Linked DNA regions of Mus musculus: region 1 is linked to region 2. The links are chromatin loops, found by intact Hi-C in ENCODE. Cell type or tissue: gastrocnemius. All regions are shown on one strand. Links, peaks and the distances in the headings refer to the core of each region. The heading gives the core; the rest is flanking DNA. Region 1 holds the start of Tcl1b5 (T cell leukemia/lymphoma 1B, 5). Region 2 holds the start of Gm31884 (a long non-coding RNA gene).

Evidence for each region. A loop is a pair of places that touch in the nucleus more often than their neighbours do. Peaks named below come from ENCODE experiments on the same cell type or tissue, not always from the same donor. Only the 100,000 strongest peaks of a DNase experiment are listed, where the experiment ranks them.
Region 1: it touches region 2 in a loop (6-fold over the local background); 10 of 42 quality-filtered maps call a loop at or near these places.

Annotation. Positions count from the first base shown.
Region 1 is chr12:105,168,923-105,180,775 of GRCm38, reverse strand. Tcl1b5 (T cell leukemia/lymphoma 1B, 5) reads right to left here and starts at 4,432. Exons shown (of 4, transcript NM_013776.2): 1 at 4,221-4,432; 2 at 1,686-1,856; 3 at 720-794; 4 at 1-227. The coding sequence starts at 4,361. The coding sequence ends at 741. In gastrocnemius, for the core only: a CTCF peak has its summit at 6,265 (motif pointing right); a DNase peak (open chromatin) is centred at 6,261.
Region 2 is chr12:105,044,895-105,056,747 of GRCm38, reverse strand. Gm31884 (a long non-coding RNA gene) reads right to left here and starts at 8,844. Exons shown (of 3, transcript XR_872957.1): 1 at 8,697-8,844; 2 at 5,094-5,176; 3 at 3,291-4,379. Gm31829 (a long non-coding RNA gene) reads left to right here. Exons shown (of 3, transcript XR_872956.2): 3 at 1-119. In gastrocnemius, for the core only: a CTCF peak has its summit at 5,671 (motif pointing left); DNase peaks (open chromatin) are centred at 5,656, 6,702 and 8,054.

The sequences.
Region 1 (11,853 bases), core at 1,581-9,580, 120 kb before region 2:
CAGTGTCAGAGGCACAAAGTGAGCAAGAGAAGATGCAGTTTGTCTCCAGCTAGGGAGAATGGTCAGGACAGAGATAGGCAAGGCTCACAGAAAGTAGATAATCTAAAAAGCAGGTCTAGTCATGGCAGGAGGTGTGGTAGAACTAGAAACTTGAGGAACAAGCAGAGGGTTGGGTGCAAAGTCTACCCCGAGGGCACAGGGGCAGGAGCCAGCCAGGCTATCAAGACCTGTAGAAGGCAAATGAGACACTGATTAGTGGATCGCTGCAGAACTGGGTCCTAGATCCAAAGGCTTGGGCTCCAGCCAGCCCTGCCCATGGTCCAATCTCTACACAGCCAGGTAGAGCTGCTACAAGGCTGGTGGAGATGCCTAGTGTAGGTCCTCTGGAGCCAGGATCACACAGCAGATTATGATTAAACTTGAGAGACACAGTCAGTGGATTCTAGTGTGATCATAGGACTCTGAGATCATAGGACCCACAATTCCAACACACAGTGCTCTTTTACTTAGCTATGATGTGGAACACAGAACATTCAGGTTTTTCCCCCAGGGCTGAGCGGTGACTTTAGGTCATCCCAGTGAGGTCCTGTGCTCCTGTGTGCGTTACACAAGGAAAGCTCAGGGAGAGATGCCAGCACTGGCTTCCTATAAAGAGGGAAAGTCAGCAGCTACCTGTGTGACCTCACCAGTGAGGGTCGTGGTCCCTGACCCTGACAAACCTTCCCAGCAGCTCCCATCATTCAGTCATCCTCGCCTATTATTATGTCCAGGGTCAGTTGCACTGTGTCGCCCATCTGTAGGAGAGGGAATAGCCATCAGGGTCCTGTAAGGCAAATCTAGCCAGCCCTAGTAACCCATTCAGACCTGAGGCATCAGGAAGGGACAAGTAGCAAAAGGGGACCTGGTCTCTGGATTCTGTAGCCAGAGGGAAGCATTACTTTCACACCTACACCAGTAGGCAGAAGTGTCCCCATGGGCATTCACTCTCTACCTTCTCTCTCCCCTCCTCCCTCTCCCTCTCTGCCTCCTCTCTCCTTCCCTCTGACCTTTTCTTTCATAGCAGTCACTTCCTAAAGCAGGGAAGTAACAACTACAAAAGTAGCTTCAAGAACTCCCTGAAACTGAGCAGAATCACACTGTCCCTCCCTGTCAGAAGCAGCAGAGTCAAGCCTCAAAGACTCAGACAAAAGGACCCAGAAGAATCCGACCAGCTGCCTGGAAGAGCTTTAGACCAGCAGAGGCACTTGGAAAGGGCACTCTCCAACTTGTTAGCTGACTGTAGCCTGGACACTGTGCTTCAAGGTCCCCGTTTTTGTGAACTGTCTGTCACCAATACCATTAAGTTCTTTGTTGATGCACGCAACTGAGTCATTTCAGCTCCTGCGAGCGACCCCTCACTGGTGTTCCTGTATGTAATCCCAGTAAAGTTCACTGGTTCACCAATTTGGGCTTCTGTTCTGTGCACACTTTGGTCTGTTGTGGGTTCCCAATCTGTGCTGGGTACTTCAGTTTGTCTCATCTCCCCATAAAAGTTTTGTCATATCATAGGTTCCAATCGTCCACTAAAAATGGACCAAGGGCTAGACTTGGGGGAAGAGAGGGAGAACCTCCCTCCCAGGGGTGGGTCAGAATGAAAAGCACTGGACACCTGCTGCAGCTTTTATCTTGAGGTACCCAACACTTGCCTGGGAATGATCCAGTAATCTCCAGTATGTCCCATCTGTTCCCGTGTATGTGTTCCTGGACTCTAATCTCCACATCGTGGGGAGAGAGTTGTTATTAATGGGCTGCTGGGGAGTAGGCTCCTGGGGGAGTGTGGTCATATGCTGCAAGTGCACAGTTACACATGTTTCAATCTGAAGGGAACAGAGAGAGCGGTACATTAGGAGCAGGGTTCCATCCTCCATCCTGGGCCTAGCTTGTTTGCTGCAGTGGTCAACATCCCTAACCAGAGCCTTGTCTCCAGCACCTAGGTCTTCTTCCTCAGGGCCTGGGGTGTCTGCTGCTCTTCTGCCTCTCTGGCACTCTCTTCTACCAACCCTGCTCAACCCCAGGGTATGTCCCACAAAGTAGCCACTGTCTCCAGGCTAGCAGTGTCTTTCATGGCACTAAATGGCCCCTTGGGGCTCTGTCTTGGCCATTTGTAGAGTTTTCAAAATTCTCTTCTGAAAAGTAAGACAGAGAGTGGGGAGATGCCTCGGTAGATAAGAGCACCTGCCGCACAGGCAGGAGCCCCTAAGTTTGAATCACCAGCACCCAAGTAAAAAGCTACAGTTATATTTGCACCAGTGCTTGGGGAGCTGAGGCAGGAGGACCACTGGGATTGGCTGGCTGCCATTGTAACTGCAGATTTAGGGAAGGATGTTTTATCAAGGGAATAAGATAGTCACAGGGCAGCTCACCTGAATGTTACACAGACACACACACATGCAAATGCACACACTTGTATACACACACACACATATGCACATATGAACAGGTATGTACACAAACATACAGAACACACACAGAGACACACAGACACACATACATGCACACATGAGACCCTGTTGCAACATAAAAAGTAAAAGGAGGCTGTAATGTGCCTCAGTTGTGGAACATTTTGGTAGCATGTTGAAAAGTCTTCGTTACTGTAATCTGTAGGTTGATAGAGAGACAGACAAACAGAGGGGAAATTGTCTTAATTAGGGAAATAATTCAGGGCCACCTGTGCCTAAATTTCTCCAATCTTTCTATTCCTATGGAACCTTTTCCTGGCCACTGTGGTGATTTCGGGGTGCACGGGGGTGGTAAGGGGGGTCCTGAGATGGCCCCCATCCCATCCCAGAGTCTTTTCGTAAACTCACCTGCTCTAAACCTATGGCAACCATAGGGTCTTGGAACTCCCCCTCCCTCCCACCATTGTGCTTTCTGTCTCTGTGAAGGCACTCCACAGGGCACCTCTGGTGGATGTATCCCTTAGAGACAGCTCTGCCTGGATCCTCAGGTTCCTCCTTTTACAAATGCCATCCGACCCTTCCCTGCCCCCTCTCCTTTACACTTAGTTGTACAAGGAGCTCATTTGGTTGCTGCACCTGCCCCTCTATGCACACGTGGGACCAATGGCTGCTTCAACACAAGCCCAGCCCAGAAGCAGAATGGCTGGGAGACATGTGCCTTTGTTTGAATTTAATTGACTACACATTATTTCCTTTGCAGCTCTTTCATTTATACCCTAACAAAATTCTTTTCTGTTTCTTTCTTCTTTTCTTTCTTTTTTCCTTCCTTCCTTCCCTTCCTTCCCTTCCTTCCTCCCTCCCTCCCTCCCTTCCTTTTTTCCTTTCTACCTTCCTTCCTTCCTTCCTGCGAGGAGGGAGAGGATAAGGGACAAAGAGAGTCCCATTGCCAAAATGGCTGAGGTATTCAGGGAGTCAGGGGAGCTTCAGGGAAGGGCTGCTGGGCTAGAAAAGGTTAGGATAGGGTGATGGGGCTGCAGGAAAAACCTAGCATTCAAAGAGACCTAACGCCCCTATTTCCTCTCCACCCCCAGACAGGGGAGGTGTCCCATAGTCTCTTCCAGGACACTGGGGAGCAGTTTTGATACCCAGAGCCTTCATTAGAGAGTGTTTTAGCCCCCAAGGACCTGCTGTGGACTAAAGCCATGGTCCAGAGCAGGTTTCCAGCAGTGTGGGTCTCTACATCACCTGCAGATCACAGAACCCATTAGGACTTCCCCCAAGTCCCGTAGTCAGCTCCTAGTGTAAGGATCCCTTCGCTGTCAAACACTTCTTCAGGCCACTCAAGTCTGGGAGCAACAGCAGCAGATGAATTATGATTTGCAGAAATGGGGAAAGTAGTGCTGGCACTCACATTTGCTCCTTCCAGGGAATCTGCCTGGCACCAGAGTTGCTTTTTTTTTTTTTTTTTTTTTCTGACCTGTAGAACTCCTACTCATCCCACAAAGCCCAGCTTTCTCAGCATGTTTTCTCTGACTGTTGGTGACAGAGTCCTCACTACTAGGGCTCTGCACCTGTGTATTAGTTGGACCTGTGAGGCCTCCAAGAGAGCTCCAGGGTATGGGCCTAGGTATAGAAAAGGTTTATTCAGAGACCTGTGTCAGCTATTTTCTGAAATGGTAATAACAACACCTACCTACACACACACACACACACACACACACACACCCTAGCCCACTAGGTATAAGAGTTGGGGAATAACCTGTCTGGAGCCCTGAAACTCACCCTGTTGCCATGTGATGAATGAGAAGTTTCCACGTTTACAGCTATCCACACTCTATGATGTTCATCCTCATAGATGCCCAGGCTAACAGAGACCAGGAGGACTGGGAGTGGCCTCTGGGGATCAACAGACACAGCAGCCATAGTAATGAGGCTGTCTGGTTGCCTGCCTTCTTAAATGCGGTCAGACAGGGGAATGACAGAGAACTCATAACAGGTAGAGCAGGGGTCAGGGCAGAATAAGAAACCTAGTTCTGGCACCTGGGTCAGAAGCTCAACTCACCAGGTGCCCTGAGAGTCTTAGGCTCGCCCACTGCAGAGCTTTCTCTTTCTACCTTGCCCAGATTTCAGGGAATTATTTTGGACACCACCTCTCCAACATGTCTTCATCAGGAGCTCTCCTGTCAGCTGACCCTCTGGATCTAGCACAGTGGTGCTCAACCTTCTCAACATTGGGACCCTTTAATACAGTTCCTCGTGCTGTGGTGACCCCCAAACATAAAATTATTTCAGGGTTACTTCCTACCTGTAATTTTGTTACTGCTATGAATTATAATGTAAATATTTGGGGAGATAGAGGCTGCAAAGCAGGCTGTGACCAACAGGTTGAGAACAGAAGCCCCGGGGCTAGCTGCATAAGACACAACTGAGCTTAATTTCTTCTCCTGGAATAAAAGCCCATGACCCTCCGATGCCTGTGATCAAGATATTATGGAGGCTGATGGGGACGGGCAAGGGACATAGGGGCTTCTGATTACCCTTGTTCTCTGCCCCAGACTCTGAGCACCCAAGTGTCCTGGGCCAAGTCCTGAACTCTGCTGTGCTGAGGCTACAGGAGGTTTCTCAGAAAGCAGCCCTGAGGTAACAGCATCCTGTGCTCTCAAGACCTGATTATAATATACTCCCTTTTCCTTTTGAAAACCACAATCAAGTTGATTTCATTACAAATGTATAGAACAAGGGTGTCACCAAGTCAGCCAATTCCGTCTCCAACCCCTTGCCCCCCAGCCTGCTCTCCTCTTTTCTTCTCTCATTGGGGTCTCCTGGAGCCTGAGTTGTCCTCAAACCACATTTTAGCCCAAGGTGACCATGACTTCCTGATCCTCCTGCCTCAGCTTGCTAGCGTAGGAATTACATCACTGTGCCCAGGTCTGTGTGAGGCTGGAGATCTGACCCATGGCTGTGCACAGGCTACACCACCGTTCTAACAGCCTATGTACACCCCTAGGCCATGCTAGGCATTTCCTAGGTGTCCTGGCTAGTTTCATGTCAACTTGACACAGGCTCAAGTCACCTGAAAAAGGGGGACCTCAATTGAGCAAGGGCCTCCATAAGATCTGGGGGCAGGCAAACCTGTAGGGCATTTTCTTAATCAGTGATCCATGGGAGAGGCCCCCCACCATTGTGGGTGGAACCATCCCTGGGCTAGTAGTCCTGGGTTCTGTAAGAAATCAGGCTGAGCAAGCCATGGGGAGCAAGCAGTAATCAGGTCCTGCCTCCAGGTTTCTGTCCCTGTTCCTGCCCTGACCTCCTTTAAGGATGGACTACAATGTGGAAGTGTAAGCCACATAAACCCTTTCTCCTCCATCTTGCTTTTGGTGTTTCATCACAGCAATGGTATCCCTAACTAGGACTCTAGGCCCTACATTCATGTCTTCCTGCAACTCTAGACTGGTGCCTGCAGACCCCATTAAACAGATGGGAAAACTGAGACATGACCTGAGTGAGGAGGGCGGCAATGGGAAGCCATGACTCGCCTATTCTTGGCTCTGACACTTTTCTGCCAGCCTAGCTGAGTCCCCCAGAGTCTGTGGGAGTCCAGGTGGAGGCTCAGAATATCTCCCTGGGAGGCCATGATGGGCATGGGGGTCAGGCCTTTGGTCCTCAGCCAGTCTTTGTCCACAACATGGACGACAGGTGGTTATGTCTCCTGTCCAACATGCCACTCTCTGCTCCCTGGCATGGGGAGTCTTTGAGAAGTGCAGGCTTCTCTCCAGGGTGTTTCTCCTACCCAAAGATGAGCTCTGCCCAGCAGTGCCGTCCTCCCCCAGCAGAGGGAGCCCTCTCCAATCCCCAGGCACTAAGTGCAGGCAGGGGAGGTGATTCCACCCACAGTAAAGGAGCTCTGGGATGCCAAGGGAAGGCACTGGTGCTATCAGAGCTCCTGCTCAGCCACTCCAGGGAACTGGGACAGAAGGACAGGCTGGCAGGAGGTAGACAGTCTAAAGCAACAGGGTCTGGTTGGAGTTGGAACTGAGGCAGCAGCTGTGGATTAAGATGGGGGCTAGAGGCCACAATGTGATAGGGTTTCATTGGGTTCCTGTGACTAAGGCTCAGACAGTGGCTGGAGAGATGGCTCAGCAATTAAGAGCATCAGATCCAATTACAAATGGTTGTGAGCCACCATGTGGTTGCTGGGCCTTGAATTCAGAACCTGTGGAATAGCAGCCAGTGTTCTTAAGCACTGAGCCATCTCTCTATCCTCTTCCTGGCCATCTTCTGTTTCCAGTTAGTTTCCACCTCTCTTGTCCCTCTTGTGTTTGTTTTTTGAGACAAGAGTCTCACTGGGTAGCCCAGGCAGGCTTAAACTCCAGATCCTCCTGCCTCACCTGCCTATGTCGTGAGGCTGCACTTAAGAGTTCATACACTTGGCTCAGTCTCAGAAAGTGATGAACCTTCCTATCTCACATATGTTGAAATGAACCATCATCCATCTTCCAGAGGTTTCCCTTGGGTTTCTAATGACAGCATTTCTCCTTCCCACTGATTTGCCTCTCTTATTGCTGAGATCTGAGCGCTCATTCCAGGATATGGGGGATCTTGGAATCCCAAAATTTCATTAGGGGCAGATGTTGTCAATCTCTCTTTAATGTTTAGCCACCAAGCTGAACTCACTGTTGTGTGAGGAGAGGGTCAGTAGGGATTCTTGTACTGTTCACATTCTTAGGCTACAAGAACCTACCACAGCATATGAGCAGGGCCATGGGCCAAACAGACACAAATGACTACCAGCCCTCCAATGCACACAGACCTGTCACAGCCCAAGTGGCTGTGATCTGCTGTGTCTCAGCTGCTATCCAACTCCAAGTCCAGTTCTGTCATGATGCAGATACAGGGATGGATTAAGGCCAGGAGCTCTGAGAATTCAGTGGGTCCGTGCAGTACTCCTGATGATTACAGTAGCCTCAGATACTGGAGTTCACACCTTATCCCCCACCAACATGTCTCCCTCACAGATGATCCAGCCTAACACTACCAGTGCAGGAGGCATCTTGATACATGAGCCAAGTACCCTACAAAAATGCATACATTCCCAAACACACACACACACAGGAGAGAGAGAGAGAGAGAGAGAGAGAGAGAGAGAGAGAGAGAGAGATTGGACTCACCTCATATTTGTGAGTAGGTCATCTGTACAAGACAACCTCAGTTGGTCACTGGTTAATCCAGAATCAAACCACAGTCTGTAGGCTGGGACACCTGTAGGACATTTGCGGCCTTCAAGGCCTGTCCCCTGGACTGTTTGGGGCCAGAATAATAAGTCTCCATATGAATCACCTTTGGTTGAACTCAGACCTTTCTCCAGGGCTTCACCCTCCCACGGCTTCCTGACTTTCTAGATCCAGCGATGCAAGAGCAGGCCTAGCAGTGTTCAGGCACAGCTCTGTCTCCTCTCAAGTCATGCAGTTGACGCCTGTGTTCTATGTAAACTATAGGAGTGCCCATGGACCCCTGGGTCAGCTGCCCCACCCAGGATAGCTATGGATACAGCCCCAACACAAAATCCTCAACTAAGTTAAAACGCTGTAAGATTTTTCTTCAGTGATTTTTAAAAATATAACTTGTATTTGGGCTAATATCTACTTATCAGTGAGTGCGTACCATGTGTGTTCTTTTTGTGATTGGGTTACCTCACTCAGGATACTATTTTCTAGTTCCATCCATTTGCCTAAGATTTTCATGAGTTCATTGTTTTTAATAGTTGAGTAATATTCCATTGTGTAAATGCACCACATTTTCTGTATCCATTCCTCTGTTGAGGGACATCTGGGTTCTTTCTAGCTCCTGGCTCTTATAAGGCTGCTATGAACATAGTGGAGCATGTGTCCTTGTTATATGTTGGAAAATCTTTTGGGTATATACCCAGGAGTGGTATAGCTGGGTTCTCAGGTAATACTATGTCCAATTTTCTGAGGAACCAACAGACTGATTTCCAGAGTGGTTGTACCAGCTCGCAATCCCACCAGCAATGGAGGAGTGTTCCTTCTTCTCCACATCCCTGCCAGCATCTCCTGTCACTTGAGTTTTTTATCTTAGCCATTCTGATTTCTGTGGGGTGGAATCTCAGGGATTTTTTTGTTTGGTTGGGTTTTTTGTTTGTTTGTTTGTTTTTGATTTTCATTTCCCTGATGACTAAGGATGTTGAACATTTCTTTAGGTGCTTCTCAGCCATTCGGTATTCCTCAGTCGAGAATTCTTTGTTTAGCTCTGTACCACATTTTTAATAGGGTTGTTTGACTCTCTGCATGCTCGGAATACCCAAGATATAATTCACAGACCACATGAAGCTCAAGAAGAAGGAAGAACAAAGTGTGGGTGCTTCAGTCCTTCTTAGAATGGGGAACAAAATACTCACAGGAGTAAATACAGAGACAAAGTGTGGAGCAGAGACTGAAGGAAAGGCCATCCAAAGACTGCCCCACCTGGGAATCCATCCCATATACAGTCACCAAACCCAGACACTATTGTAGATGCCACCAAGTGCTTGTTGACAGGAGCCTGATATAGCTGTGTCCTGAGAGGCTCTGCCAGAGCCTGACAAATGCAGAGGCAGATGCTCGCAGTCAACCACTGGACTGGGGTTCCCAATGGAGGAGTTAGAGAAAGGACTGCAGGAACTGAGGGGGTTGCAACCCCATAGGAAGAACAATAATATCAACCAACAAAACCCCATTGAGCTCCCAGGGACTAAAGCACCAACTAAGGAGTACACATGGAGGGACCCATGGCTCCAGCTATATGTAGCAGAGGATGTCCTTGTCAGACATCAATGGGAAGAGAGGCCCTTGGTCCTATGAAGTTTCGATGCCCCAATATAGGGTAATTCAAGGGCCGGGAGGCAGGTGTGGGTCAGTGGGTGGGTGGGTGAACACCCTCATAGAAGTAGGGGAGGAAGGTGGGATAGGGAGTTTGGGGGGATGGGGAAAGGGGGTAACATTTGAACCGAAAAGAAAGAAAATATCCAATTAAAAAACTAGTTGAAGTGGTAATGGACTGACACACGCTCAAAATAAAATGTGCATATTATCTTCTTTACTTAATTTTAATAAAATTGATTTTTAAATTTATATACATATGCATACACACACACACACACACACACACACACACACACACACACACGTAAACTTGCCCATGCAGCTTGTGAGCACAGACTCTAAAGAAGACAGAATTATGTCATAATATCAAATGGCCCATGCTTTCAACGCATTTGAGAGGCATAAAGTCACACTGCATGGCAGAGTGTGGGGATCCTGTGCCACAGGTCAGGTATACAGGCCCACTCATTACTGCTTGATTTCTCTTGATGTTGTCCCATTGCCTCCACCTAAGGTTGTTCTGCAACCTGTACATAAGTCTTCTGCTAACCCACATGGTGAGGTGAGCCAGCCTCAGTTGATAAAAGCTTTCCAGAAGATTCCAGAGACTCCAATCTCGTCCCTAACCGAGTAGTGCTGATGGTTCTTGTGGTTCTTATTGGCTTCTGGTTACCATCAGTCCCTCTGTGTGTGGATGTAGACCTGACCCTGTGCTGCACCTTCCAACGTTTGCTGCTCTCCGGGTGAACTTCCCAGAGCCTTGATTCCCACCTCCTGGCTTCTTCTGATCAACTCTGTGAGAAGGGGAAAAAAACAAAAACAAAAACCAGATGCTGTAATGGCAGCTTCTCTCTGTGTCCCGAATGTAAACGGGAAGCCCCCCTCCCCCAATAACATCAGAAACAATAATTCATGCAGATGAAACATGCATATTCCTATCTTTGACAGACAGCAGCCCAAGGTACCTTTACGGTGTGTGACCCCTGACAGAGAAACACACTCCTGTTTGCATCCATAGACTCTGAGAATAAGCAAGGCAGCTCCTGGTATTATGATGAACTTCCAGTTTTGGGCAGGGTCACAGAGATACTCGGCTCGGGGAGGATGGAGGCAGAGAATTTCAAGAGCCGGTCCAGGAAAACACATCTCTGAATTGCAGGGTAAAGTCATTTCAGAGCAGAGCAACTGAGACCTGGAGCTGGACCCAGTTACTGGGATGATGCAGGGCTCCCTGGGGGAAGTCACACAACCCTGGACAGGGGACTTACAATGGAGACTCAGTGTCTGGCTTTCCAGCTGGGAGTCCATTCACTGTTTCACACACAGGTGTTATGCATATGCAGTGAGCCCTGAGCTGTAGACATGCTGCTGTGTGTGCCCAATGGGAAGGCATAACTATGGGAGGAGGTAGGTGTAGGCTGGAAGGGAATTCTACGGTTAGGAAACATCATTTGCAAAATCTAGAGGAAAAAACCACTTGACAAACTCAGGGAGTGGTTGGAGGTCTATGGAGTTGAATACACATAAAGTATCCAGTAGGCTCCACCTAAAGTGGCTCCCTGTGCCTCCTGGAGTTTGTACTTTTGTATACTGCCCTTGGTTGAGTATGGCTGTGGATGTGGCATGCATCTTACCATCTTACCCACCTAATACAGGATTCCTGCTTCATAGAAACCATGAGACAGGTGACACAGTGTTCAGCATGCTCAGACTCCTGGCACATGACTGTGTCACACACAGAAGATCATGGTGACCATCTGGCTGAGCCCTCTCACTCCTGTGTCAGTCTTGAAGAATCCAGGGGCCTAGAGAGGAACTTCATATAGCAAGAATGGACAGCCTCTAGGAGCTGGGAATGGCCTCTGCCCAGCCAATGGGAGGGATGAAGAACATTGCAACATTGCCCTACGTGCATCAAGAACCAAGTGCTTCCAACAGCACCAAAAGCTTCAAATCACTGCCTCCTCTGACTGCACCAGGTAGGTACAACCACAAGCCTGACCTATAACAGGCACACACACTTCTCAGCAACTGAACCACAACTTAAGACATGTGCATCCTTTTAAGCCCCTGTGAACCCATCATCCATTGTATAACAACCATGGTAACAGAGAGGTGAGGGGCAGGGTGAGAAAACAGAGCTGACAGAAAACAGAACTTACAGGCCACAGGAGGAGGTCTGGACTCCCGATCTCACAGCCTTGGATATGCTGGTTATAAATGGAGGGCATGTGTAAATTGGACAAGATGATCTCAGAGGTAAAGTATAGAATCTGACCTCTCCAGCTCAGCGAGCCAAGATTCCAGGGTAGACAGGGAGGGAACGGGGCAGAAGAAGAGATGGAGGTAATGAGGGACTTCAAAATCAGGTGTGGGGAGGGACAAGAGAGATGGCTAAGCGGGCATGAAAAAGAATGGAAATCAGCAACTGACAGGGGTGAGGAGGTGGGAGACACGTCCAGGACAAGACAGAGACTTGAGTTAAAGGAGGCACCCAAGAATCAATGGTGTGACCTTAGCTGTGACTCACTCCTTTG
Region 2 (11,853 bases), core at 1,789-9,788:
GGGCTGAGTGAGCCTGGAGGCCATCCCCGGAATTGAAATGTCCCTTCTGCCAGACATAAGGGAAGTGACTCCTTTCTGCAGACATTCCTGAGGAATGCCGGCTTTTATTTATGTGCTAGAAACCCACTTATAGCCCAGTTTGATCTCATTTCTGGATATATGGACAGCTGGAGCCCTTGAAACCTAACAACTGGCACCTCCATCCATTTGAGCTCTGCCAAGAGGCCATTTCTCAATTTGAAAACACCTTGTCTCTCAGAAAGCTCACCCTCTGGCCTTCGTATACACACTGCAAGCACCCTCTGAATTCTGCTGGAACCTGAACACAAAACATGCCTTCGCTAACCTGGGCTCCCCTGTGGGTGGCAGAAACTCTAGTGTCACAAGCCAAGTGCCCTGGCTGTAACCTCAGTTCCAAAGAGGTCAAAGACAGGAAGGTCACTTGCTGCAGCTTGCTTACATCCTTCTTAGGAGAGAAATTGAAAGCCCCAGACTCAGGGAGGAACTTTGTCTCAAAGGAACAGGTGGAAAGTGGCCTACTGGCCTCTGCATTATGTGCATAGGAGTAGGCACCTGAGGAGGCGCGCGCGCATGCGCGCGCGCGCACACACACACACACACACACACGCACACGTGCACACATGGGCGCACATACATGTACATGCACACATGTGCACACACAACTAAATCTTTATTAAAAGGATGAAGACAGATTAAAGATATCTAAAAGAAAGAAACACCGAGGAAGAAAAGAGGGAGGTAGAGTGGCGGGAAAGGAGAAGAGGTACCAAGAACAGTGGTTTGTAATCTCAGCTGGTGGGAGAGAAAGTCTTCTTGAGACTGCCAATTTAAGGCCAGTCCAGGATACATATCTGTCTACACCCCACTAGACAGGACTAAGGTGCACAGCCCCAGGTGCCTCAAGGGAGCTGAGACATCTGGGAGATGTAGTCTTTATTACTAAATGTCCTGCGTACAGCTAAAATCTCTGTATGGATGAGAGGGAGGGGGGTGAGGCTTAGCCATAAAGCCACTAATCCATACTCTCAACACTATGAAGGTGACTACTGTCAGAGCGTGCCTTCACACATCCCACACCCCAGGGACAGCAAGCCATGGCCTCCAGGCCAAGTCCCCACACCAGGAGCTTCGTGAACTTGGTCTGATTGGTATACTGTTCTAGCCTCTCAGTACAACCCTCTCCCGCTGCTCTTCCCTGTTGGGAGCCAGCCAGGCAGCTCCTAGGAAGGATAAAGTTCCCCTTCACAGACCTTGCCCTGTATTGATCCCTTCGGTGAAAGTATAGAAAATGGCTGGCCCGCTCTTGACCAAACATCAGCACCATCATGGTGGGGCTGCTACTGTCCTGATTGACACGTTATGAGATTAGTAAGGGCATCCTTCTGGCTGCTAGCATCTCACAGGCTGTGTTCCACAGGGGACACAGAAACCCTGGGCACCAGGGGGAGGGGTGAGAAGTGCTCACAGTGGAGATCCATCCCTCCCGGGCCTGAGCCAGCAGAGAAGAGCGGTCTCATCCCTGGGACCTCAGTGTGTGCAAAGGGTAGTGTCTCCTGGCGAATGGAGCCAGTGTTTTGCAGGGCTGGGGACAGGCTGAAATTGCAGCTATTTTTCAATGCCTCGAATGTGTGTAGGCTAGCAGAAGTTAAAAAGGGAATCTGTTGACAAAATGATTCTAAACTCCACGAGGAAGCTGGAAAAATAACACAAGAGGAGACTGGAAAAAGCAAAGAAGCTGCGTGCGGCTGGTGGTGCAGAGGCAAGGGCCACCAGTTCAAGGCCTGGTTGAACTATAGAGTGAGTTCAAGGTCAGCTTGAGCAACTTAATGGGACCCTGTCTCAATCAATCAATCAATCAATCAATCAATCAATAAATGACTGAGCTATATTTATAGTCCTGTGGAGTTCTTGTGTAGCTATATGCAAGACCTCCATTCAATCTCCAGTAGAGAGATGGGAGAGAAAGGGGGGGGGGCATAAGCGAGAGAGAAGAGATATGGTGTTGGGATTTTAAATTGTACTATCTCATTTAATGTTCACAGTAGCTCCGAAGGAGACTGATGCTAACCACATTTCTAATAATATAAACTGTCAATTCAGCTCTTCAATATCCCCAGTGACCATCCCCTTTTCAGCTCTGTGCCTAAATCTGAAACCACAGGACTGGTTTCAACCAGCTCCTAGACTCAGCACTGTCTTTGGACAATAAGCCTACAGGAGATGTTCAACACACACATATATCCCGCTTCTCGCTTAGTAAATGTTCTATCATGGGAAGAGACACCGTGACCACAGCAACTCCTATGAAGGACAACATTTTATTGCGGCTGGCTTACGGTTTTCAGAGGCTTAGCCCATTACCATGACGGTGGGAAGCACGGTGGCACTTTGGCAGACATGGCTCTGGAGAGGTAGCCATCCAGATCAGCAGGTGGCAGAAAGAGGTCCATACTTGAGCATTCGCAACCCCAAAGCCCGCCCCCAGTGACGCACTTCCTCCAAGAAGGCCACACCTCCTAATCGCGCCACTCTCTGAATCTACGGGGTAGGGGGGCAGGCATTTTCATTGAAACCACATTTTCCAAATCTTCTTCACACCTATTCTTTAAGATGAGTCTTGGAAGAACGGACCCGCCGGACATGGTGGCACACGCCTTTAATCCCAGCACTCCGGAGGCAGAGGCAGACGGATTTCAGAGTTCGAGGCCAGCCTGGTCTACAGAGTGAGTTCTAGGACAGCCAGGGCTACACAGAGAAACCCTGTCTCGGGAGGGGGCGGGGGGGGGGAAGGAACCCTTGGATGGAAGATCTCAGCAGCACTGCAGAACCAGTGGCACCCTGGAAACCCCTCCCCGGGAGGCGGGGCGGGGGTGACTATGTAGGAACAGACTGTCCTGGATATGACACGGGTGGACTAGCAGGTTCTTAGGAGATTTCTAAACATCTGGGGCCACAGTCTTGGATAACTTGCTTGTAGCCCTCAGGCAGAATACCTTTTTTTAACATTGAAAATTTTTTTCCTGTATTATATTCTGACTACAGTTTCTTCTTCCTCAACGCCTCCCAGACCCCCTTACATCTCCACTCATGCACCCACCCACCCCCAAATCCACATGCTCTTTCTCTTTCATTAGAATATTAGACATCTAAAAAAAAAAATAATAATAATAATAATAATAATAACTAAGATAAAAACAAACGGAGCGAAAAAACCAAAAACAAACAAACAAACAAACAAAAAACAAAAAAACAAAAACGGAGAAACAAGCCAGAATAGGGAAAAAGAAAAAAAAAGGAACCAAGGAAAAAGCACACGGAACGCGTACAGACACTGAGACTCACGCAGAAACTCTGTACAAACAAAAATCAGAAACCATAATATATAAATAAAAGATCTGTAAGGCTAAAAACAACAACAAACAAACAAACGGACAAACAAATGGGCCAGAGAAAGCATTGTGAGACAAAGAAAACCTCCCAAATACTTCTGAGTTAGCTTTCTGTTGGCCATCGACTGCCGGGCTGGGACAGCCCTGAGGAGCAGTTTGTATACCCAGTGAGACTCCCTTGGAGAAAACTAATTTTCCCTTTGAGAGAAGTTATTAATTGGAGACAGCATCCAGGTTAGGGATGGGACTTGTGTCTACTTCCTCTCAGCTGTGCATGCTGCCTCAGCTTGTGTGATCCTGTGTGCATGCGTGAGTGCATGCATGTGTGTCCCGTCGTATCTGGAAGACACTGTTTCCTGGTGGTCTCTAGCCTCTCTGGCCCTGACCATCTTTCCACCTCCTCATCCATAGGGTTCCCCGAGCCCTGAGGGGAGCGATTTGATAGAAACACCCCATTTAGGATTGAGTGTTCCCAGGTCTCCACTCCCTGCACATTGTCCAGTTGTGGGTCTCTATGTTCCCATATGCTGCAGGAGAAAACTTTTCTGATCTTGGCTGAGCAAGACACTGATCTATGAGGACCAAGGGACGTTATTAGAAGTCATTTTTATTGCTACACTCCTTTAGCAGAACACTGGTCCACGGCTTACCAGGCTCAGGTTCGTGGCCACACAGACAGTGTTGAGCATGGGTCCCGTCGGCTCATGGACTGAGCCTGGATGCCAGTCAGATAGAGGATGGTTTGTACCATGAATGCACCAGAATGCGTCTCTTGTAGGCTGGTCACCATGGTAGGTTGCAGGGTTTGTTTGTAGCTGGGCTGCTCTTTATCTTTCTCCTCTGACAGTGTGCAGAGTAGTTTCCAGAACCATAAACACTCATCAGTAGGGGTGAAAGCGATAGGTTTCTGTGGGTGTTGTCTTCAGCAGTAGGGCCGTAACCATCATCGTGTGGAGAGAAACCAATAGTCTTGTTGACAGTTTGGGTTATTTGGGGTTTCCATGGGACCGCTTTGGCCAACAACTCAATTAGATGTAACCCACTAGAGGTTTCCTTTGGTGTCTAGTTGGGGCTTTGTCTCCCCCATTATTTGATGACTCCAATCTAGGTTTCTCCCATATGTGTATATATATTTAAGAAACGCCTACTATATCAGGTTTTCCCACAACCCCTCATATGGTCTTAAATATTAGCAGCCCTACTTGTATTCACTTCCTTTCTCCCCCCTCCCCCTCCCTCCCTGCTCCACTGACCCTTCCATTCCTGCTGAGTCTGTGTCCCTATGTGTATGTGTGTGTGTGTGTGTGTGTGTGTCTCTATGTGTGTGCATGTGTGTCCCTGTGCATGTCTGTGTGCCTGTATCTGTGTGTCTCCCTGTGTGTGTGTGTCCATGTGTGTGTGTCTATCCAAGTGTGTATGTGTCCCTGTGTGTGAGTCCATGTGTGTGTGTGTCCCTGTGCATGTCTGTGTGTGTCTATATCTGTGTGTGTCACTGTGTGTGTATCCATGTGTGTAGGTGTGTGTCCCTGTGTGTGTGTGTGTGTGTCCCTGTCCACCCATAACTACCTAGTCTACTTCCCTTTTTAGGGAGACCCTTACTATGTCTCCATACCTAACCTCTGTGGCCACATGTATTGTAACCCCTGGGGAAGAACACTGTGAATTCCAGCTATCCTACCTTACCTAATAGAAGCTGGCTCTGCCCAGTACCCAGGCTCCTCTCTTCGCCCTCTACTCTTCTCTATAAACCTCGGTGCTTGCTGTTGCTGTAAGAAAAGCAGATGCTCTTTATTGCCTTTGTCTCTGGAGCAGTCTTTAACAGGAGCTATCAACCATCTTTCATTGTACAGGTCAGGAAACTGAGGCCCAGAGAACTTGAGTAACTTATTCACATTAAGCAGCAGCCAGTTTTCCATCCACAACCTTCCTCCCCTGTCCCCAGAACAACTCTCAGCCCGGAGAGAAAACCAGACACTGGTCTGTTACAATGCCTGAGACATACCATGCATTTCTGATGAAACTGATATCAAAACCCACTCCCTGCTCCCCAATCGTCTCAGAGCAAGATCTGCTTCCATGAGAGGAAACACAGATGTGCTTCAGGGGAAAATGAAAAGTGGCCTGATTTGCTTTTCACATAAAGTGTTCTAAGAAATGTGTCTTAATATACCAACTGCAGAAAGAGAGCCAGGTGGGAGCCACCTGAGCAGACGAGGGCTCATTTTGGAACCAATGGCGCCATCTTCTGGTATTCTATGGTATGACACCCCGTGACACCAGACCCAAGCATCTCAGACACCCTTGAAATATTCCATTGATCTTCTATTTTGGTGGATCAAATTAAAACTATGTAAGTATTAATCCACCTAGAATTAAACTTTTTAAATTTTCTTTTTCTTTTAGGGTTTTCTTTTTTCCCCCTGAGATGGGATTTCTCTGTGTAGCCCTAGCTATCCTGGAACTCCCTAAGTAGACCTGGCTGGCCTCCAACTCAGATCTGCCTGCCTCTGCCTCCCAAAGCTGGGATTAAAGGTGTGCCACTACTGCCTAGAAACAATTTTTAATTACTTAAAATATGTATATCGATTCCTAATGAGACAAGACAGACATGTTTACTGCTCTTCTGTAAGTTCTGTGCAGTGAAGGCCTAGCTGTGCCATTACACACACACACACACACACACACACACACACACACTTATTTTGTTAAACAAGAACTACTGCAGAAGGCTGCCGGCTTGGCCTGGGCTCCCTCCCTGGGCTTCCAAACCATGAAGAAGCCACATGGAGTCATTCACACCAATGTTTTCTGTCACCAAAGAAAGCTCGGTTACCTGACCTGAGGGACCCAGGGATTATGTAAGACAGGAGCTAAGTTCCCAAGCACCATGAGGCAAGTTGGCACAATACTGACGTTCTCTGCCTTAATCCTTCCCCAAAAAGTAAGCCGATTGTTGCCGGAAATATTTTTAAAAAGAACCAGCCGAGCCGGGCGTGGTGGCGCCCGCCTTTAATCCCAGCACTTGGGAGGCAGAGGCAGGCGGATTTCTGAGTTCGAGGCCAGACTGGTCTACAAAGTGAGTTCCAGGACAGCCAGGGCTACACAGAGAAACCCTGTCTCGAAAAACCAAAAAAATAAAAAAATAAAAAATAAATAAATAAAGAACCAGCCAACTCTCCCTCGCTCCTGCCGCTGCCACCAACTCTCTGGAGCTAGCCCCCAGGCCAGATGATCTCACTTGCTCCATCTCTCGCCCGTCCAACTCTCTGACTCCGCGAGGTCACAGGGCTCCCGCCCAGCCATTTCTAGGACAGGGGCCCCGTGTTCCTCTTGCTTCGGCGCACTGCCCCCAGGCACCCCTGCTTAGCCATCTCGACACCTAATTATCCAGTAGAATTAAGCTTACAGTTAACCAATTAGATTTATGTATTAATAATATCACATTTTACAAGACGCCAATACAGTAATTTCAGAGCCAATTGATAATGATAAAGCTTTAACCCAATTATTGTAACCTTTAGATAACACCACATCCGCCTCTGTTCTCTTTCTTCCCCTCCACCACCTGTCTCCCCAACTCCTAGCTCCGCCTCCCTTTTCCTGTCCAATCACAGGCCTGCCACTGCCCTAATGTGATTGGACAGAGAAAATCCTGCAACATTTCACCCTTTCTGTTTAATTAAAAAAAAAAAACTTTCTCTCAAAATATAAATTGAACACAACTATTACCATCTTGTATATTATATGGTATTAAGACCTAACACCCAGCCCAACATTTTTGTCGATAAAATTGAACGCTGTCCTCTATCCTAACTTAAAAGACTATAGTTCTGCGCCTGGCTAATGTCCTGGCTTTAGATTGTATGCCGTTTGAAAACCATCCTCTCAGTTCTGTATCATTTTTCTCAACAATAAACAGCTTAGGCTGGCTACGAGACTACCAGTCTTCAACCCCGTCAGAAATCCGATATTGATCAACACTTTGCGTCTCAGTTCTATGTCCCCATAACTGCCTTACAAGGGAAGTGCCTGAACTGGCTTTTGTTCTTTGTCCAGGCCCCCCTTTCCCTAGCCTTTGTCTCTGCTGGGCCCAGAAGAACACTTACTCTACCTAACAAGATGCAACATGACTCCAGAAAGCCTGCTCAGAAAGCCAGGTGAAACACCCACATCATTGTAAATGTTTTAGATGATACCCAAATGCATGCGTGCCCGTAGACTGACTGTGCATGCCTGTGTTCAAACACACGCACCAGGGTTCACATAGGCGAGCTTGGCTTAGGTATGGGTGCACGTCATGACGGAATCAAGCCACAAAAGTTAACACTGGAGTTCTGCAAGAGCAGTAGGGGCTGACTCTCCAGCCAGGGTAGTAAGTAAGACTTCTCCGAGTAAAGAGAGTCAGATGAGTGTCAGTATGCAGGAAGGAGGGCTAAGAGCAGACCCCAGGTCTGAGCTGCTACATGCACAAGTTGAGCACCCACACACTGGGGCGCACCCACGACTCTTAATGGAGTCGGGTCTCTGAGCTCAGCTGCTGGCTATTGCCGCCCTGAGACCACACTGATAGACCAGATTCAGGCCTTCAGCCATAAGTGCCCTCTGATCAGGTGCTCTGGCACGAGATCAGCTCTGGGAGGAGACCATGACTGTGCCTCCTTCACTGATGTGCGCAGGCTGGGAGCGCTCCAAGCCCCGCTGGACCCTGACTGTCCACGCCCGGTGCCTGGCTCATACCATCGCTTCCTGAAGTCAGTGGGAGATTGCTTCACAGGCAGGCATCAGGCTGCTAACTCACGGTAGGCAGAGAGACATCCGGATGAGAGGACAAAGGAAACTCCACTCCCCAAACTCCCGCAGTTGGACAAAAGCCGGCATTCCTCGGGAGCTTATGAAACCCCTTCTAACAAAGGTGCCCACTCCCTTATCTGGGGCAGAAGGGACAAATGGCTCTCTGGGATGCCCATTAGAACAGCAATGTGCGTGCTGGCCAGCAGGCTCCCTCAGGATCATGGGTACCCAACTTGTCTTGCCTCTTCTCCAGTTTGAGCTCAACTTCTCCAGCTCAGGAACCCACCCCCCATTTCTCCTTATAACCCTATTTTGGGGTCCTGTCCTTGGTGGTCTCCTTCTCCTCCTCTATCATTCTCTCTCTCTCCTCTCATGCCCAAGTTCAACCTGCTAGGCATGGTCAGTCCCCTTTCCCTCTCTGCTCTGGACTCCTCCAGATGCCCCTGGCTGTACTCTCCCTCATATCTATAATGAAACCCTACTGATGAACCGTACCTGGAAGCGGTCATTTCCTCAGGCAGCCACCCCCAGTGTCTCCTCCCTGTAGGTCCTAAAGATGCACATCCTTGCGCTGCTCCCCTGGTGTGGGAAGCCACATGTGCCGTTGCAGAGTGGCACTGACTACTGCTGGCCACCACGCATAAGTTTGGACAAACAACCAATGTGTACATATGCAGTAAAGTTTTTTGCAAAGACACTGCCTGGCCCGGGCATGATAATGAGGCTTTGGGAGTATAACCAATCAGATGTGAGACATGCAAATGAGGTATGATAATGAGGCTCTGTGAGGTACAGAGAGAGAGAGAGAGAGAGAGAGAGAGAGAGAGAGAGAGAGAAGCCAATCAGATGAGGAACATGCAAATGAGGCTTAGTGCATAACCAATCCGGGTGTGAGACACGCCTCTCCTAGGCCTATATAAGCAGCACCAGTTCTGGGCTTGGGGTCTCTTCGCCTCTGCAATCAAGCTCTCCCAATAAACATGTACAGAAGGATCCTGTTGCAGCGTCGTTACTGCTGGCCAGTCCGGTGCGCGCAAGACCCTGGGAGGGTGCAAGTGTTAGCCCTGTGGCCACCCATTCCTCTCTAGAGCCCTTACTGCGGAAACTTTCTCGGTACAGGATCCCCAAAAGAACACATGCCCATCAAAAGCATTCAAGGAGGCCCACAACGCCACCTGTGTGCATCCAGCCAGGGGTGACTAGCCTTCCTTGCTTCCTTCATCCTTAAACATAACTGAACACACCTCCAATAGCCTTCCTAGCTCCCAGGAGCATCACAGGGCCTGAAGCAGAAGCTAAGTACCAAGAGAGTATGGGACACCCTGGTCCTGTGCTCAGCAGCTCAGGGCAAGTGATTATGGTGTTCCCTGTAGAGGAATTTTAATCCTCTACATGGCTGCTCTGGCAAGGGATCACATCCAAAGACCTTCTAGGTCTTTATGATCCAGCTGGAATGCAGACACATTCTGGATTACAGTATGGTACGGCTGGAATACAGACACTTCCTTAATACACACCTTTAATCCCAAACAATGAAAGTAAGGTTAGTTTATAGAAGGAAGGAGACAGATTTGATAGTGGAATCTAATTGAGGGGCAGACAAAGTGATGAACCAGAGAGAAATCTGACAGAGCGTGTCAGAGATATGTTTCAGGACAGGAAAGAGACGCTATTTAAGAGAGCAGAGAGGAGAGGTAACTAAGAGAGTCCCAGAGAGAGGAGGCAGTTTTACTAGGACAGTTTTACGGAGACAGGTTGTAAGTGAATACAGGAGCCAGAGAACGGGAAGGAGTCAGAAGATTAGAACAGATTGCCAGTTAATTTGAGGCTAAGCAGAGCAATTCAGCCAGAAGCTGAGAGAGGCCAATTTGAATCAGTCAGCTTGGAGAGGAGTTTGGGCCAGAACAGCTGAGTTGAACCAGCCAGGCAGAGTTCAGAAAGAACTAGGAAAGGTGAGCCTATCTGGTGAATAAAAGCTACGTTTACAGTTTCCCCTGAGGCTGCAGGACCATGAACCAAGAGACACACAGCAGACATTTGAGGGACAGAAGGAATGAAATGGGAGGGGGGCTTCCTAAAAGAGAACAACATCCAAGGTCTGAAAAAAAGGAAGAGAAAAAGATAAAATCAGGATTGGTTTGCGATCCAACCTCTGACTAACGGGTCAAAGGTGGGATTTCCCAAGAAGCGACAAATGGAGTCTGTAGATCTGGCTCTGCAGACAGAAAGCCGGCAGAAGAGAGTGGGGAGGAGAAAGGAGGGGAGGGGACAAATGGCTCCTAAGAAAGCCCTTCACTGTACTTCCCAACAGAGCTGTAGATGCTCATGAGAGTGAGGCCTTGCCACCAGACTTGGAGGGTAAGCGTCTCTGGGCACAGCCAAGCTTTTCCATAACACACAGATATGACAAAACCTTTTCAGAAGAGCTGGTCACAAAAGAGTGCCATTCCCATGCCTGTTCTTCATGAAGCGCTTAGGACCATGCTCCAGCGGAGAAAGGAATAAAGAGGATTGTGTTTGTTTAAGGGGAAAACCTGGGGTCTGCCATCTCCCATAAACCACGGCCTCCAGCAGTCCAGGAAGTTCTCTGTCCGTGGGCCAAGGGAGGCTGACAGGTTAACGTTGGCCATTACAGCACCTGCTGCCAGGTCTGACGACCCGAGTCCAATCCCTGGAACTTACATGGTAGAAGAAGAGAACACGTAACGCAGGCACTGTTGTTATAATCGAGTGAGGGTCAGAAGTCGGATAGCCGAGCAATGAAATAAAACACTTACATTTTTTATTCACTAAGTTGTAAAAAAAATAAACGAATGAATTCAGGTAGGACTGGAAAACAGTGCCAGGAGCGCTGAGAGCGACAGAGGCAGAAGAAACAACTCCAGCGACAGAAACTGGTGGGCTCTGGGCGGAAAGGTCAGGGGCAGGAGACTGAGAACTTCAGTCATCTTAATTATATGCTCGCCTCGGTTCAATGAAATAAAAAATAGCAGGTTTAAACTTCAAGGCAGCGGGACTATGAAAGTGTATGTCTTATTTGGCTGTGTTGCCAGGAGTGGGGGAGGGGAGCTGTAACAGGCAGAAAGCTGGGGTGGGGGTGGGGAGGGCGTGGAGGTGGGGGCTGGGGAGGAATAGAGACAGGACGTGAGAGCTTAGCACTCAAGACAACAGGTGTCTCTAAGGGAGGCAGAAATAGACACAGTGAGGCTGGTCACCCTGGGAAACTTTGCAGCGGGCAGGCCTTACACGACCCTTTCCTGGAATGTCACAGGAGACCCCCTCACCAGAGCTATGCCATGCTACGCCACCAGGCAAACCCAGCCTTGGTCCCTTTCTCCCTTTCAGTGAGTATCACATGTGCTCACTGTCTGTCTGTCCATCCCCTCCAGCCCTACACACTGCCTTCCACACTGGGACCTTCTACCTTCTGAAGTCCTTGGCCACGCTTGACCAGGGGACAAATTCCAAAGGCCTGTCCTCCCTGGCTCTTGCTAAAGAAATGAAAAATGACTCTGAGGCCAGAGTTACTCCTCTAAGGCCATGGGGAACTCGCTCTCAGACCCCCTCGCCAGAGCTGTGCCATACCCAGGCCAGCCAGGGTGCACTCACGTACCCGGGCAGCTAGAGAAGAGAACAAGGTTCACACTCCAGC